Linked DNA regions of Mus musculus: region 2 is linked to region 1. A link is a loop called in an ENCODE intact Hi-C map of the cell type or tissue named here. Cell type or tissue: left cerebral cortex. All regions are shown on one strand. Links, peaks and the distances in the headings refer to the core of each region. The heading gives the core; the rest is flanking DNA.

The links. A loop is a pair of places that touch in the nucleus more often than their neighbours do. Peaks named below come from ENCODE experiments on the same cell type or tissue, not always from the same donor. Only the 100,000 strongest peaks of a DNase experiment are listed, where the experiment ranks them.
Region 2: a loop joins it to region 1, with 14 times the contacts of the local background. A loop is called at or near these places in 5 of 42 quality-filtered maps.

Annotation. Positions count from the first base shown.
Region 1 is chr3:158,555,458-158,563,297 of GRCm38, forward strand. Lrrc7 (leucine rich repeat containing 7) reads right to left here and starts at 6,304. Exons shown (of 28, transcript NM_001081358.3): 1 at 5,649-6,304. In left cerebral cortex, for the core only: CTCF peaks have their summits at 3,830 and 4,773; DNase peaks (open chromatin) are centred at 3,382, 3,901, 4,320, 4,610 and 3 more places; H3K4me3 peaks cover 3,506 bases; H3K27ac peaks cover 2,741 bases.
Region 2 is chr3:159,031,495-159,039,334 of GRCm38, forward strand. No RefSeq gene overlaps it. Among named protein-coding and RNA genes, the nearest start is that of Gm20752, 41 kb to the right of the region's middle. In left cerebral cortex, for the core only: a CTCF peak has its summit at 3,676; a DNase peak (open chromatin) is centred at 3,490; H3K27ac peaks cover 1,835 bases.

The DNA of each region.
Region 1 (7,840 bases), core at 2,187-6,186:
AAAGAGGTTATTGATCAAATCTACCATCATGGTTTAAGAATAGGTGACAGATATTGACCCTGCATGATTTGCTGAAATTTTCTTAATTCATTTTAGTGTAACAGATTCTAACAGGAGATAAAACACTTCTTCCATGAGTTAATTATTCCTAGAATACAAACAAGAGTATCTCTTATACTCACGTTAAGGTAGTCACAAAAGTAATATATGTTGTTGCCAAATATGTAGCTGGTTTTTGAAAATCTGGATCAGAATATACTTCTTTATAAATCAAGAAAATATAAGTTTTGTTCAGGCAACCACACTGAGAGGTTATCAGTGTACCTAAACACATGTACATAAAGTGACACCAAATGATCTAAGTAGTTTTTGTATGTGTATAATATATGTATAAATGTAAAGTAATAAGTATAAAGTAAGAGGCCCTCCATCTGAGGAACTGAAGAGGAATTGGGGTGAGGAGAGGAAGTGGTGGAAATATATAAATAGTGTATAATCATAACTCTAAGACATAAAACTTAATTTAAAATACATGCATATACATGCATAACTTGAAAACATTTTGGATTTTCACTCCACGAGCTTGAGTTCACACCTTTGAACCTTTCCAAGCCTCAAACATTCAGTATTTGGAATAGTGGGAATGATGCTTCCTACAGTACAATTTTGAAGTTCTGTTCTTGATTCATCCTGGGGGTTAGGGACTGGTGCCTAACAGTGTGAGTACAGCTCACCACTGTTTTCTGTGAGGAAAGGCAGGCATTAAGTGTTCACTGACTCCTCAGCACACACACCTAATTCCAGGACAGGAAGAGAGTGATCTGTTTAAGCGATGTTATTTTAATGTTTGCTATCCTACCACTACAAGTAAGTGTATATACACAGACTTGTACCACAGAAAAACTGATTTATACCCAAAAGTTTAACAAATATTCATCTAACCTGACATCCCACTTTCCTTGCAGAAATCTCTCCGGTTGGAAATGGTTTCTAGCTCAGCAACAGTTTAGCCAACTAATCTTCATGTTATTGGTGATTGTAGAGTTGCTCTGGAGGCTCCTAAGGCCAGCTTCCTCTTACTCCACTTCTCTAGATATGGGTGTTCCTAATGATTCAAACCTCGCACAAAGAACAAAGTTAGGACTTTACTGGGGAGTGCTGTGGTTTGAATATGAATGGCCCACATGGGTCATTTTGTAGGAAAGAGGAGTTACTTGACAGGGATTAGGAGGTGTGGTCTTGTTGGAGAAAGCCTTTCACTGGGGGTGGGCTTTGAGGTTTAAAATTCTCCCTCTCTCTCTTTTTTTTGTCACTATTATCTGTTTTCTTTTCTTTTTTTTTTAATTAGTCATTTTCTTTATTTACATTTCAAATGTTATCCTCTTTCCTGGTTTCCCCTCTGAAAACCCCTTTTCTCCCCCCACCCTGCCCCCAAGCTCCTCCCTGCCAGGGTCACCAACCCACCCACTCATGCTTCCCTGTTCTGGCATTTCCCTACACTGGGGCATGGAGCCTTCTCAGGACCAAGAGTCTCTCCTTCCCTTGATGTCCATAGCCATCTTCTGTTACATATGCTGCTGGAGCCATGGGTTCCTCCATGTCTACTCTTAAATTCTCAAGTAAGGCCAGATGATCCTTTCTCTTCCTGCTACTTGTAACTCTGGATGTAGAGTACCATGCATGCCTGCACGCTGCCGTGATTCTTGCTATTGACTAAAATGAACTTAACCTCTAAACAGTAAGACAGCCCCAACTAAATGTTTTAGTTTCTATAGTCATGGTATCTCTTCACAGCAATAAAACCCCTAAAATATAAAGCAAGTTTGTTGATTTGTACTTCCTTCCATACACTGTTGCTTTATGGTACACTTACTTTTAATTTTGAGTATTATGCAAATCCATAATTTGATGTTTTAAGGCATATGCAAATATTGGTAAATCATAGAAACTGACTCAAACACATGCCAATCTGACTATATGACATTATGGGAAAAGGCAAAACTAAGGATTATAAATTTCAGCATTTCTAAAGTTGCAGTGGAGGGAAGATAAGCATGTATGATATAAAAGCCTGTTACGGCAATAAAACATTTTGTATAATATTAAAATGGTTGACAGATATTATACATTTGACAAAGTCCACATAATATGTTACACAGAGTGAATCCTGATATAAATTAAGTATGGCCTTTGCTTGATGGTGTGAATATAGGCTTAGTGAATCCCGATTCAAGGATTCTTAAAGACCATACTTTCTGCTTTGTTACTTCCCCAGAAACAGTAGCTTTACACTGTTAAAATTGTTTTATGTTCAAATTCCATGTTCTAATATAGAAACAGTAAAATACCCAATGGGAGACTGATGTTGTCCTTAGAGATTCCCAGAGAAAGCATCAAGTTTCTCAGAAGATCCTAGAAACTCTCCACTTTATCATTCCATGGGGATATCATTCAGAGTCAGAAAAGAGTAACACAAACTGAATGTGTCCTCTCTGTCACAGATTAGAATTGTTCTGAAAGTCAAGATGCAAACCCATGAACAATTAGACCTCTCTTATTCCCAAAAAGGAGTACAAAGGATGCCCTGAAAAGTAAGTTGCTGAAGAGAACAAAATAATGTTTTCATTGCTGGTATGTGTGGCTACTATAATTCTTGAGTTTAAAGAGCACCACATATTTTCAAAATTTAGAATTTTCTAAAACATGAAGTAATTTTTGTGGAGTAAACAAACAAAAAACAAAGAAACAAAAAACAACCCAGAAACAACCCATCAATAAATTTATGAGCAGTTAGTCTTTCCCTTTGTATTCTTGGTTTAGGTGTAAAGTTTTAGTGCTGTGGAATGTGTGACCAATTCTTACACCTGGGTTACAGGCATTGAACAAACAAAATTACAGCATCAGTGAGATATTAATGTCAATTAAAATCTAATATCTACAACTTTTCAGCTATTGTAAAAATGTAGTGTTTTAAATTCAAATACAGACTTTTTTTTTTACAATTATGACCATGCACTATGTACTGGAAATACCCCAGATTAGCAATCTGACAGTAATACAGGATGCCTTTCATATGCAATAAAGATTTGTAATAACAATATCTTCAATTTCTAAAAATTCAAAGCAAACAAAAAGTACACTAAACTGTTCATGTTTACGTTCTATAATTATGGAGAAATTGGAAAAATTAAAAGCTTACAAAATATAATGGAATGTTATATTAATTGAGAAAATATTCATGCTTGCCTAAAGGCATGCTAAAATTCTGAATAAAACATGGCTCCTGTAATTGGACCAAGTTCATTTCTTATGAAGTTGTTCTAATTCTGAAGCTGCATATGTGCAGGAGCCTGGATGTGGGAGGCAAGGGTTGCCATGGTGAGCACACATCTTTTTGAGAAGTTAAATTAAAAAAAATGTGCATAAAGATCTCTCAGCTCATGGCATATTCTGGAAATTGAGGGTGCCTTTTCTCCCATGACATCTTGGTGTGGTGGAAGGGCATTGTCCAGGTAGGACATATACAGCTCAAATTTTAAAGACATCAGCTTTTTAAGGTCTCTTGGAAGTAAGAGATTCCCAAGTTAGGTAACTGCCCTTAATGATTGGGTAGGAAATCAGCTCCACTTACACTAAATTAATAGATTATCAACATTCAGGACATTTTTTAAACCTGAGGAATTCAAATACAGATATTGCTAAGTACACCTCTAAATAACTTTAGTCTCAGATAGTTAAGGAGAAATAAAATCACCCCTGAAGCCTGCTTTCTCTCCCTTCCCTGTTGTGATGAGTATTTTCAAGGAAGCCAGGCAGACTGCTCTATTCATTCCCAGCAAGACCTCCAGGTGGTTCTCTAGAACCTAGCAACTGGGAGTGCTTCAACCAGAGACAGAAGCACGCGTTTCAGAAAGGCAGCAGCTTTTGGTGTTCTAGAGCACCCATGTGCACGTGCTTGTGCTCAGGGTCTGAAGAACTTTCCCCTATGCCCTCAGAAAGAATGTATCATTTCAAACTAGGAACCAGCTGGGACCAGATAGATATCTGAATGGAGGGTACTGGAGGGAACGTTGAAACAAAGAATGTAGGATGTTGCTAACCAAGAGGCATCTCAGGCTGAGTTCCCTTTCGCTTTCTTTCACCTCTGGTCAACTTTATTAAAAATAAAAGGGAACTTCAGCAACTGGGATGCTGAGCTTCTCATAGGCTCAGCTTGAAACAAAGAAAAGCTACTTCCTAATACAGTTTCTCTTGCGTTGGAGGGATCACGTGTTCACTTTCACTGGTATGCACTCTGCTCGCCCACGCGATAAAACCTCTATTGTGCTTAGAAATTTTGCTCAGGTTAAAATATGCTCAAACACAAATTGCTTCTCATCCATCAGCAGAGCCCCATCTAGAGACTCGGGTGCACATGCTCTCCTGCTGACCCAATTACCACTGCAGGTAATTCCGATGTGCTTAAGTGTACAGGGAAAGTAATAGCAAAGAGCAGGTGGAGGCCCGCTGCCTCAATTCCCACCCACCCCCTCCTGCTTTCTGAGATTCCTTTTGATGGAGAACTTGGAAAGGACGTGGGAGTCACAGATGGTTCCTTCCTGAGGCCGATTCCCAGGAGTTGTGAAAGTAACCCCTTCCCTGCCTGGTGAGGTGCCACTTGCTTTGTGCCTTGGTGAGGAGGGGCAACCAGCAAGAAGGGGGTGGGGGGCGGAGGCGGATCTTTTCTCTCCCCAACCCTGATGGCCAAGTAGTGTAATGAAGCAATTTTGCAGCCATCTCGGTTATGAAGTCACTGTTTTTAACGACAATCTGTGCAGCCCCCACCCCCATCCCGCCCCCATCTTGACTCTAAATTTGATGATATAGGAGATCTCTGGTAGCCCAGCTAATTGTCTGCAAGCAGAGTGTCACAGTTACCCCAATATTGGCGGTCTTAGCTCCTTTTTCAAATACAATCCAAGGCATGTCCTGAATCCCAAAAGACCCCGGAGGATGCCAAGGGACCCAGAGCTGTACCAGGAGCAGTGAGATTCCCTAGCTTCTCTCACAGAACACAAAGGAGTTGCCTGGCTTAGAGAGTCAAGCATCTTCTCAGACTCCAAGGAAAGCACTCGCCCCATCCCTTCCCACTTCTTTCTGTCCTTTAGTCTTTCCTTCTTTCCCATCCCATTCTTCTCCCCAAACCCCACCCTTTTCTTTTCACCCTCAGTGACACCCCAATAATTCCTTTATAGACACCAAGACAGTAATACACCTTTCAAGATAAAGCACAAGTGTGTGCTGCCACAAGTGTGTGTGTGTGTGTGTGTGTGTGTATCACACTTGCTCCATCCCTCACACACCACGGGGAAAGCAGACTGGATACCCCAGGATCAAAAAAAAAAAAAAAATGCAGAAAGCCATATCTCTCAGGACTCCGTGGTCCCAGCATCAGTTCCCCGCACTCGCTCCTCACCTTTCCTTTTCGCAATATGTAACCCTTTAGAGTCCCTTGACCATCCAAAGCGCCGGGCTCCTAAGCACTTGTCCAGCTATCGCTGGATTCCACAGACCGGCAACCGCCCCAACGCTGAGGCACCCGGGCCACCTGAGCCTCCCAGATCCCCACTCCTGGACCGTGGGCAGAGGTCCCCCAATGCCCTACTCACATCGCCGGAAGCAGAAACTACCCATGAGGGTCCAAGGAGTGAAGGCCTTGCAGCTGCTGAGGGTTACTCCTTAAAGTGCTCTGGGGTCCGCAGTGAAGCCAGTAGGGGAGTCCTCCGAAGCAAAGGCAGAGGGGACTCCAGGCAGATGCGGTGTCAGACCATGGTGCCACTGCCCTTCAGGTGCAGGAGAGGAGAGGCGCCCCTGGGGAGCCGGGAGCCCGCCCGGAGCACCACTGCGGCCAGTCCCCGGCCTCCGCCCGCCCAGAGCGCCGCGCTAGCGACCGTAGCAGCAGCAGTGGCGGCGGCGGCGGCGGAGGCGCAGCTCCCTCCCCGCCCCCAGAAGGCTCCACAGACAATAAATCCTGGGTGGAGAAGAGAAAGGCAGCGCGGGCGAATCGTGTACCCAACTCGGCTGCTGCCCCGGCTGGCCGCGACGCCTCTGAAGAGGCGAGGGACCCCGTGGCCCGGGGCGCAGCAAGCACTGGCTGGGCTCTTGCGCTCCCGCAGTTGCGGGTGGCGGCGGGGGTCCTGGGTGGGCGGCTGCAGGTCGCGCTTGCCCAGAGGCTGGGTGGCCGTGGCTTGGAGCCCAGGGTTGGCCCGGAACGGGGTCCTCCGTGGTGCCGCGGCTTGGCGCACAGGTGCCAGGATTGGCAGACGAGGCGCTGCTCCTGGCTCGCGCCTGTGACTCCCCACTCTCCCCGCCCCCTCTCTTTCCTCCCACCCCCTTTTCCGACGACACCAGCTGCAGCTGCTTCAAAGTGTGAAAAATGTCAAGGAGATTTTCCAGGGCTCAGAGAGGATGACCACCACCTTGCCAGACCTCAGCCATTCTTGGACTACCTTGCTTGCCCCTTATGACCTCTACTTGGACTCCCTGCAATTTGGAGGAGCAAGATCTCAGTCCCGCGGAGAAATGAGATGTTCTAGCTTTCTCTGGTTCCGTTACCACCCGCAGCTTTTAGACAGCCAGTTGAGCTCTCTAGGTCCCTCAGTTGCCTGGAGTACACAAAGCAGGTGTCATCAGGCTCGCACGGGGCAGCGCGGGCTCCCCCGGCGTTCTCCCACCAGCCCGGGGCGCTCCTGCTGGCGGCACGGTGTTCTGCAGCGCCGGGAATCCGCCAGCACCGCGGCTCCAGGCCTGTGCGCTGGGTGCTCCCGCACCAGTTCAGTGACGCTGCGCGTGGCTCCGCAGGCTGCCGCTCCTGCTACCTCAGCAAAGAGACCGCCAGGAGTGCCTCCTCGGGGTTTCCTCCCTGCCTGCGTTGCAGGCTGCAGGTTGCAGGCTGCCCAAGGAAAAGGTCTGCTTCTGAGTCCAGTGGCTTATTCAGTACTACCATAGAGAGTCAATGGCAGCTTTCAAGACCCCTTTCCATTTTGGTCTGAGATTGCTGTTCAGGGGATGTACAAAAAATGAGAAGTGTTTCCCAACTTCCTTTCATTTATTCACAATCCTGCTCCTTCTGCCCCGAACTCAGGAACATTCGCTCCTCCACACATATTCACCGGAAAGCACACACAGAAAAATACAGACATGTACAAAAAGCTTTAAAAAGCATAGTGATGAGACTAGTGCTATATTTAGACCCCCTGCTTTCTAGACGAAACCGAATTCCTTCTATCCCGGGATTCTTCTGTGATTTAGAAGTGATAGGGCTAGGGGCCTCCCCCTTTTCTCTCCAATGCCAGTGGACTGTGACATTCAGATGCTACTTGGAGTTGGGTGAACTCCCAAAAGTGCTGGCATGTATCTTATATCTGGAATACGAAAAGTCTTCAAGGTTAAACATCGAACCCTGCCCCCACCCCAGGCTGCCAGGAATTGTCTAGGAAGAGATTGGAGACTGAGACTTCATCTATAGATAGTCATGGAAGAGGATTACTGCTTTATCTGGAAAAGGTGAAAAGGTTGGTGGCCTCTTAAGGAGACTTCCCTTAATTTACACAAAGAAGAGGAAAGGAGTGCATTTTGGAAAACCACATTTTTAAGAAAAAAAGCATTGTGAAACAGTGTAAAACTTCTTCTGAAAGTGGCAAAGAAATGACAAAATTTGTTGAAAGGACACTTTTTTAAACCTAACTTTTGTTGAACTCTTCCCCCCCCCCCCCCGCAGATTTGTTCTGTGAACATCTCACTGTAAGTTACAATATCTCAGCTGGAGGAGATGCTGTGAAAAAAATTAGATAGGAATTGA
Region 2 (7,840 bases), core at 1,601-5,600, 480 kb after region 1:
TTGTTAACCATAAAGCACTATTTTTAAAATACTTTTCATCCTTAAGCATTCCATCTGAGTGAGTATAGGTGTGTGCATAGAAACCAAGAGTTTACCCCAGAACTTAAGGAGAGATGATCAGGAAGGTAATCTTACGACCACCACTGGTATCTGCTGTTTTAGAATTAAATTCCATTCAAAATACTGAACCTTGTGTAGGTGGAAAATGGATTGGGCAGCCAAAAGATTGAGTGACTCAGACACAGCAGCCAACTGTGAGGAATGGTTACCAAGCAACTGTCTCAAAGGCTTCCTGGCAGTTCCCTAGAGGATGCTTCCCTAGAGGATGCTGCCCCCTTTCTAGAGAACCCTTCTTTGCTCAAGCTGTAGTTTTTGACTGCAATGTATTTTTCCTTTTGTTTACTCAACCTGTATCCTCTGCCTATGACGCTCTAAGACTGCCTTGCCCTGATACATTCTGCACACGATGATGTTAGCCTCCTCTAAGTTCCAAAATTTCATCTACATTGTTTCATCATAAACTGTACCTAACCTATGCTAAAATCTCTTGATCACTTGAAGTAATTTTATATTTTAGATTCTCTCTAGAATCTAGAGTGTATTTTTATCACACTTATTTTTTAGTTATTTAGTATAACAATAAATCATGACTCATAGTTGAACTTGAACCATCTTATGTAAGTTTTGTTATATTACTTTAGATATGGCTATATGGTGTTAAAACAAAATAATCTGCAATAGAAAATTCTTGCTATTCATCACCTACCTCTCCTACCCTACCACCATTAAATCATGAAATTGGTGATGGGAGTCTCTTTAGTTTACACACTTATCACCTGGGATGGAAGGATCACTTGAGTCCTCAAGTTTGAGAAAACCCTGGAAAACAGAAAAATCCTTACCTCAAGAAACCAAAAACAAACAAATGAACAAAATCAATCAACCAACCAACCAAACCAATCAACCAATCAAACACATAAACAAACAAACAAACAAAAAACCCTGCATTTTCTTTCTAGCCTTTCTTATAATCTATTACTTCTTTGAGCAAATCAACACAAAAAATAATTGTGTAGCTATTTCTCAAATCACAAATTGGCCTTCATGTCACTAAATAGTGAATTAGCCTATAATGGGAAGAAGTAAAAATTTTTAAAAATATTTGTTTTGCTATGTATGATTTTTTTTTTCTAAAGTGCTATAATCTTAGAAAAACTGTAGGTGTGTTCAAAGACTAAAGCTAGTGAGTAACATCTTTTGGAGACAGAAGCACCCCAATCATTCTCTAGTTTGTGTTCTGCTTGGGTTTATGTGCCCATCATTTCTCTACTCAGCAGGTGCCAAGATAATGAGATCCATATGGAACAAATTACTCAGGGGTAATGGGATCTAGTTCTGACAGGAAGAGTTCAGGACACAGAACAGTGCTTTTACTGTGGGAAGAGGCATCGCATCAAGGTCTCATGTAGTCATAGCTTCAATCTCCTTAAAGTGAGAATGACTTTGAACTCCTCTTTCTTTCTCAACTCAAAAATGCTATGATCACAGCAACGTGCCACTATAGTGGCTCTCCTGAGAGTTTATTCTCAGGGCCCAGCCATTTGGTGACTCATTTTAAAACAAAATAAAACATCAAAACAAAACAAAAAGCATATCTCTTAAAGGTATCTTCTGAAGTACATCTAAAAATAAGCAAAAAGTAAATTAATAAATGACAATTTAAAGGATGTATTACTACTTCTAATGAAATATATTCTACTTGAGATTCCCTTTAAGTCCTTTTTGAGGAGTTTCCACATACTGTCTGCTCTTTAGAGAGAAAATAGAATAAGTTCCAGACCCTAAAGCATGATGTTTCAGCCCATTTCTGTTGTTATTCAAATAAAGCTTTTGGTAATTATCATAGTAAATATAAAGATAATCATGTGATTATTTTGTACTCCTTTATTTTTAAAACTCAATGTGAATTACAACTTCTCATTAAACACTGTTATATACTAAGAATCACATAGTGCTTTATGTATGTAGTCTTATTCATATTCATTATTATATGAGGCCTGACTGAGCTTGCGGGGGGGGGGGGGGAGATGATAGAAATAATGATGATGATTGATGTTGTTGTTGTTGTTGATGATGATGATGATAACACATGTTCCTGTATCTATTGACAGGTTCTTCACTCTTGAGGCAAATGATACTGACTTTGTTTTGCAGATCGGGTGAATGAGGCACTCTGAAGGCAACAGTCTGCTTGGTTTTATACAGCTCAGAAAATGCAAAATTAGATTCTGATTCCAAATCTTGTTGCAAAGGTACAAGCTCTTAACCAAAATGCCCTGCTGTCCTACAAATATCTTTTGCTGTGCTTTTTCATATGTTTGTCAGAATGGAACTGTGGACATGAAATGAGTTAGAAGTAGTATGTTGTTATTTATATGTTGGATCGAATCCACTCTTTCCTATGAAGGCATTGCTCATTTCAAGGGTCAACAAAACATTGTCAAATCCTGTAATTTTGTAGAGAAAGTTTGGCAGGATGGACGCAGCCATAGACATTTGTTATATATTATCTTGGCTAAATCTGGAAGAATCAAGCAGCTGCAACAGAGACTCATATAACTTGTAAAATCTGAGATATTTATTATCTGGTATTTTACAAGAAAATTTGGCAATTCTTAAATTACTAATAACTGATACACAACCTCATATTTCCTGTTTCTAAACTAACCCTTGCTGTCACTGATAGTCAATTGAAATGCAATCAATAAACAAATATGTGGACTATACTTGTGATTGAAAGGTGCTTGTTGTCACTGGTGGTGATTTAGACAGAGAAATGGAAGCAATGATAAGTCATTAATCAGAGCTGATGGAGCACCAGCTAACATAGAAGGACAGTTTTCTGTGGCCTGAATTTCTCCTCAAATTTGAAGTGAAAGCTCCTTTATTTTACAATAGAAATCACTTAGAAAATGTTTCTTCTTTCTGAGGACCCTACCATTCAATCTTGCAGGCCTTGCAGAACATTATAGCTTATGAAAAATCCAAATGAACTAAGTCTAATGAACTATCTACCTTCATATTGGAAGGTGCAGTATGAAAAGAGCTAACTGCAAGTCTCCAAGAAGCACTGTACAGCAAATGAAAAATTGGGGGTGGGGGTGTGCTCTTCATTCTGGAACATTCAGAAATTTTATTTCAACCTTAAATCTCATAATCTTGTTCTTAAATACCAAGCATAAAATTGCCATAGCACTCACTGTGTTCTTACCCTTGAGAGGGACATTCATTTCAAGCTTCTGATTTTGGTTTTATGTAGAGAGCATGTAGAGAACAATGACCGCTCAATTATCTGAAAGGAATACTGTGCATGTAGATTTCCAAGACACCCACACCCCAGAGATAACGCCAGGGAGCTAATCAAATGCTTTTCTGCCTGCACAACTGTGATACCCAAAGCTGCTAGGAGCATCATTTTTAGATATCCGTGGGAGGGATTCTTTTTGTAATTCCACATTTCTTCCACTCCCACCACATGTCTAGGCTTTGCCTTCCAGAGGCATTGCTACACTTTCAGAGATTTTCCTTTTTCTCCCCTACCTCGTCTTCCCTCCATACCATCCTCCTCACCTCTCTGCCAAGGACTGGGCTTCTGGGTTAAGTGGCCCTCTAGTGTTACAGTTGATGTTTTAAGAACTAGCAGAATTCTTGCCTGCCTATGGATCCAATTCCCCAACTGAGCTGCTTTGTCTGGCCTCAGTGGGAGGGGGTTGCCTAGTTCTGCAGTGATTTGATGTGGTAAGTTGGTACCCAGGAGGGCCTCCCCATTCTCAGAGGAGAAGAGAAGAGGGAATGGGGTGAGAGACTGTGAGGGGGACTGGGTGGAGAAAGGTTGTCTGAGATAAGGATGTATAGTGAATAAATAATTTTTAAAATTTATTTATTCATCTATAACCCAAGATCAGTGCGTCCTCTCCTCCCAGTACCCCTCCCTGAAAGTTCCTTCCCTATTCCACCTTCCCCTTCTCTTTTGAGGGGACCCCCCTCTGGGTATTATTCCTTCTCCTCCACTAACACTCTCCCACACACCACACACACCACCACACACACACACAATGCACACACAATGCACATCAAGTTGCTTCCAGACTTGGAAGCAGGTGTATTCTCTCCTGCTGAGGCCAGTCCATTTAGGGGCAGGAGATCCACAGGCAAGCAGGCAGGTAGACAGGCAACAGGTTCAGGGACAGCTTGCCACAGTTGTTGGGGGCCCTTCATTAAAACCAAACTGTTCACCTGCTACATATGTGCAAGGGTCTTAGGTTCAGCCTGTGCTCACTCTGTGGTTGGTGACTTAGTCTCTGTGAACCCCCAAGAGTCCAGGTTAGATGACTCTGTTGGTTTTCCTGTGGAGTTCCTGTACTCTTTGGGTCCCTCAATATTTCTCTCAACCCGTCCATCAGACTCCCAGATCTCCATCTAATGTTTCAGTGAGAGCTTCTGCACCTCTTTTCATTGGCTGCTAGGTGGAGCCTCTCAGAGGACACTGATGTTCCTGTCTGGGACCATAACAAAGTGTCATTAATAGTGTCAAGGATTGATTCTTGCCCATTGGATGGGTCTCAATTTAGGCCAGTCATTGATTGGCCATTCAGACAGTCTCTGCTCTATCTTTGTCACTATTTATTTTGTAAGCAGAACACATTTTGGGTCAAAGGCTTTATGGGTGGGTTGCTGTCCTTATCCCTATACTGTTTGGGTATGGTTAGTGGCCATATCAGGACTCATATCCCCCCACTGATAGGAGTCCCAGCTAAAATTGCCCCCCAGAGATCTTCTGGGTCCTCTGACAATCCCAGGTCTCTGACATGTCCTAAAGACTGCCCCCCACCACCACTTATCTCCTTTCTCCCACCCCCACTGTCCCTACATAAGATTTCTCCAATCCCTGACAGCCTTCCCATCCCCTCTTCTACACAGTTCTCTCCTTCCATGGGTCTATATTTATTTAGTTTCCCCTCCTGAGAAAATTTCAATCATCCTCCCTTGGGCCCTCCTTGTTACTTGGCTTCTTTGGATCTGATGATTATAGTATGGTTATCCTGTACTTTATAGCTAATATCCATTTACAAGTACATACATGGCATGCATGTCCTTTTGGGTCTGGGTTACCTCATTCAAGATAATATTTTCTAGTTACATCCATTTGCTTGTGAAATTCATGTCTTTATTTTTAATAACTGAACAGTATTCTATCATATAGATATGCCATGTTTTCTTTACACATTCTTCCACTGTGGAACGTTATGGTAGACTCCAGTTTCTGGCTATTATGAATAAAACTGCCACGAACATAGTGGAATAAGTATTCTTGTGTTATGGTGGAATATTTTTTGGGTATATGCCCAGGAGTAGTATAGCTGGGTCTTGAGGTACAGCTGAAAGATCCTGGCAGAATGTAAAAGGACACAGAAGCCCTGAAATTGGCAAGATAGACGTCAGTGTTAGCAGAACTAGCTTCACTGATTTAGAAAAATAGAGGTGCACAATGCTCTGGCCACTCCTTGAACCTGTGTGTCTGCCAATGTTCTGACCAGGTGTGTGCCCATTGCTGCACCTTCATTAGACTCTTTCCTTGTACCCCTCCCATACCCATTTCTTGAGAATAGACATTGTTTAGATCTGGAAATCCCCTAATCTCACCCTTCTCCTTTCCCCCCTGAGGGCCTATAAAAACTGGGAACTCTTTCCCCTCCCTCGAGGACGACTCCTCTACCCCTGCGTGGGATATGAGTCGTCCCCAGAGCTCTGGCTTTCCCCGAATAAAGCCTCATGTGGTTTGCAACAAGCTCGGTCTGTCGTGAGTTCTTGGGTGTCCGCTATTGTCCTGAGGCCTGAGCGAGGGGCTCCTCTTGGAGTCTTTCACAGCTATTTCCAATCTTCTAAGAAACTGCCAAATTAGGGGAGTGGGGAGGGTGTGGGAGACTTTTGGGATAGCATTGGAAATGTAATTGAGGAAAATACGTTAAAAAAAAAAAAAGAAACTGCCAAATTGATTTTCAGAGTAGTTGCACAAGTTAGCACACCCACCAGCATATAGGAAAGTTGCCCTTGTTCCACATCCTTGGCATTCTGTGGTGTCCTTTGAATTTTTGATCTTAATCATTCTGATGGGTATAAAGTGACATCTTGGGGTTGTTTTTATCTGCACTTCCCTGATGATTAAGGTCACTGAACATTTTTGTAGGTACTTCTTAGCCATTTGAGGTTCCTCTGTTGAGAATTCTGTTTAGCTCTGTAACTATTTTTTAATTGGGTTATTTTGATTTTTGTTGTCTAACTTCTTGAATTCTTTATATATTTTGGACATCAGCCCTCTCAGATGTAGGGTTAGTGAAGATCTTTTCCAACTTGTAGACTGTCATTTTATTCTAATGGCAGCATCCTTTGACTTACAGAAGCTTTTCAGTTTTATGAGGGTCCATTTATAAATTCTTGACCTTAGTGCCTGAGCCATTGGTGTTCTGTTAAAGAAATTGTCTCCTACACCAAAATGTTGTAGGTCACTCTCAATTTTGTCTTCTATTAAATTTAGTTTATCTTGTTTAATGTGGAGGCCTTTGATCCACTTGGACTTGAGTTTTGTGTAAGGTAATAAATATGAACCAATTTATACTTTTCTTCCTGCAGACATCAAGTTAGACCAGCACCATTTGTTGAAGATGTTCTCCCTTCTCAATTTTGGCTTCTTTGCCAAAAATCAAGTGTCCATAGGTGTGTTGATTTGTTTCAGGTTCTTCATATCAATTTCATTTGTCAACCTGTTAGTTTTTGTGTAATACTATGGACTTTTTTTTTTTTTACTATTGCTCAAATGTACAGGTTGAGGTGAGAGATGGTTCAAGATCTGTAAAGAATTATGTTGGAATTTTGATGGGGATTGCATTGAATCTGTAGATTGCTTTTGATAAGATGGATATTTTCACAGTTATTCCTTCTGTTCCACAAGTGTGGAAGATCTCTCCATCCTCTGATATCTTCCTCAGTTTCTTTCTTCATAGAGTTGAAGTTCTTGTCATATAAATCTTTTAATTGCTTGATTAGAGTTATATATACCAAGGTATTTTTGTATTACTTGTAGCTAATGTGACGGTTGTTGTTTCCTTAACTTCTTCCTCAGTCTGCCTATCATTTGTATAAAGGAGAGTTACTGGTTTTTTTGAGTTAATTTTGTAGTCAGACACTTTGCTGAAATTGTTTATCAGCTATAGGGGTTCTGTGGTAGAATTTTTGGGGTCATTTATGCATACTATTATATCTTCTGCAAATAATGATACTTTTACTTCTTCCTATCTAATTTGTTTCCCCTGGAACTCCTCTACCTGTCTTATTGCTCTAGCTGAAACTTCAAGTATTATATTGAAGAGATAGGGAGAGTGAACATCCTTGTCTTGTCCCAGGTTTTAGTGGAGTTGCTCTAAAATTATCTCTATATAATTTGATGTTGGCTATTGGCTTGCTGTATATTGCTTTATTGTGTTTAGGTATTTACCTTGTATCCATGCTCTCTCTAAGACTTCTATCATGAAGAGATGTTGGATTTTGTCAAATGCTTTTCTGGCATCAGTGAGATGATATTATGGATTTACTTTTCAGTTTGATTACATGGTGGCTTACACTGATGAATTTTCATATATTGAACTACTGCTGTATCTCAGGGATGAAGCCTACTATATCATGGTGGATGATGCCTTTGATGTATTCTTGGATTCTTTTCATGAGTATTTTATTGAGTATTTTTGCATCACTTTTCATGAGGGAAATTGGTCTGAAATTCTAT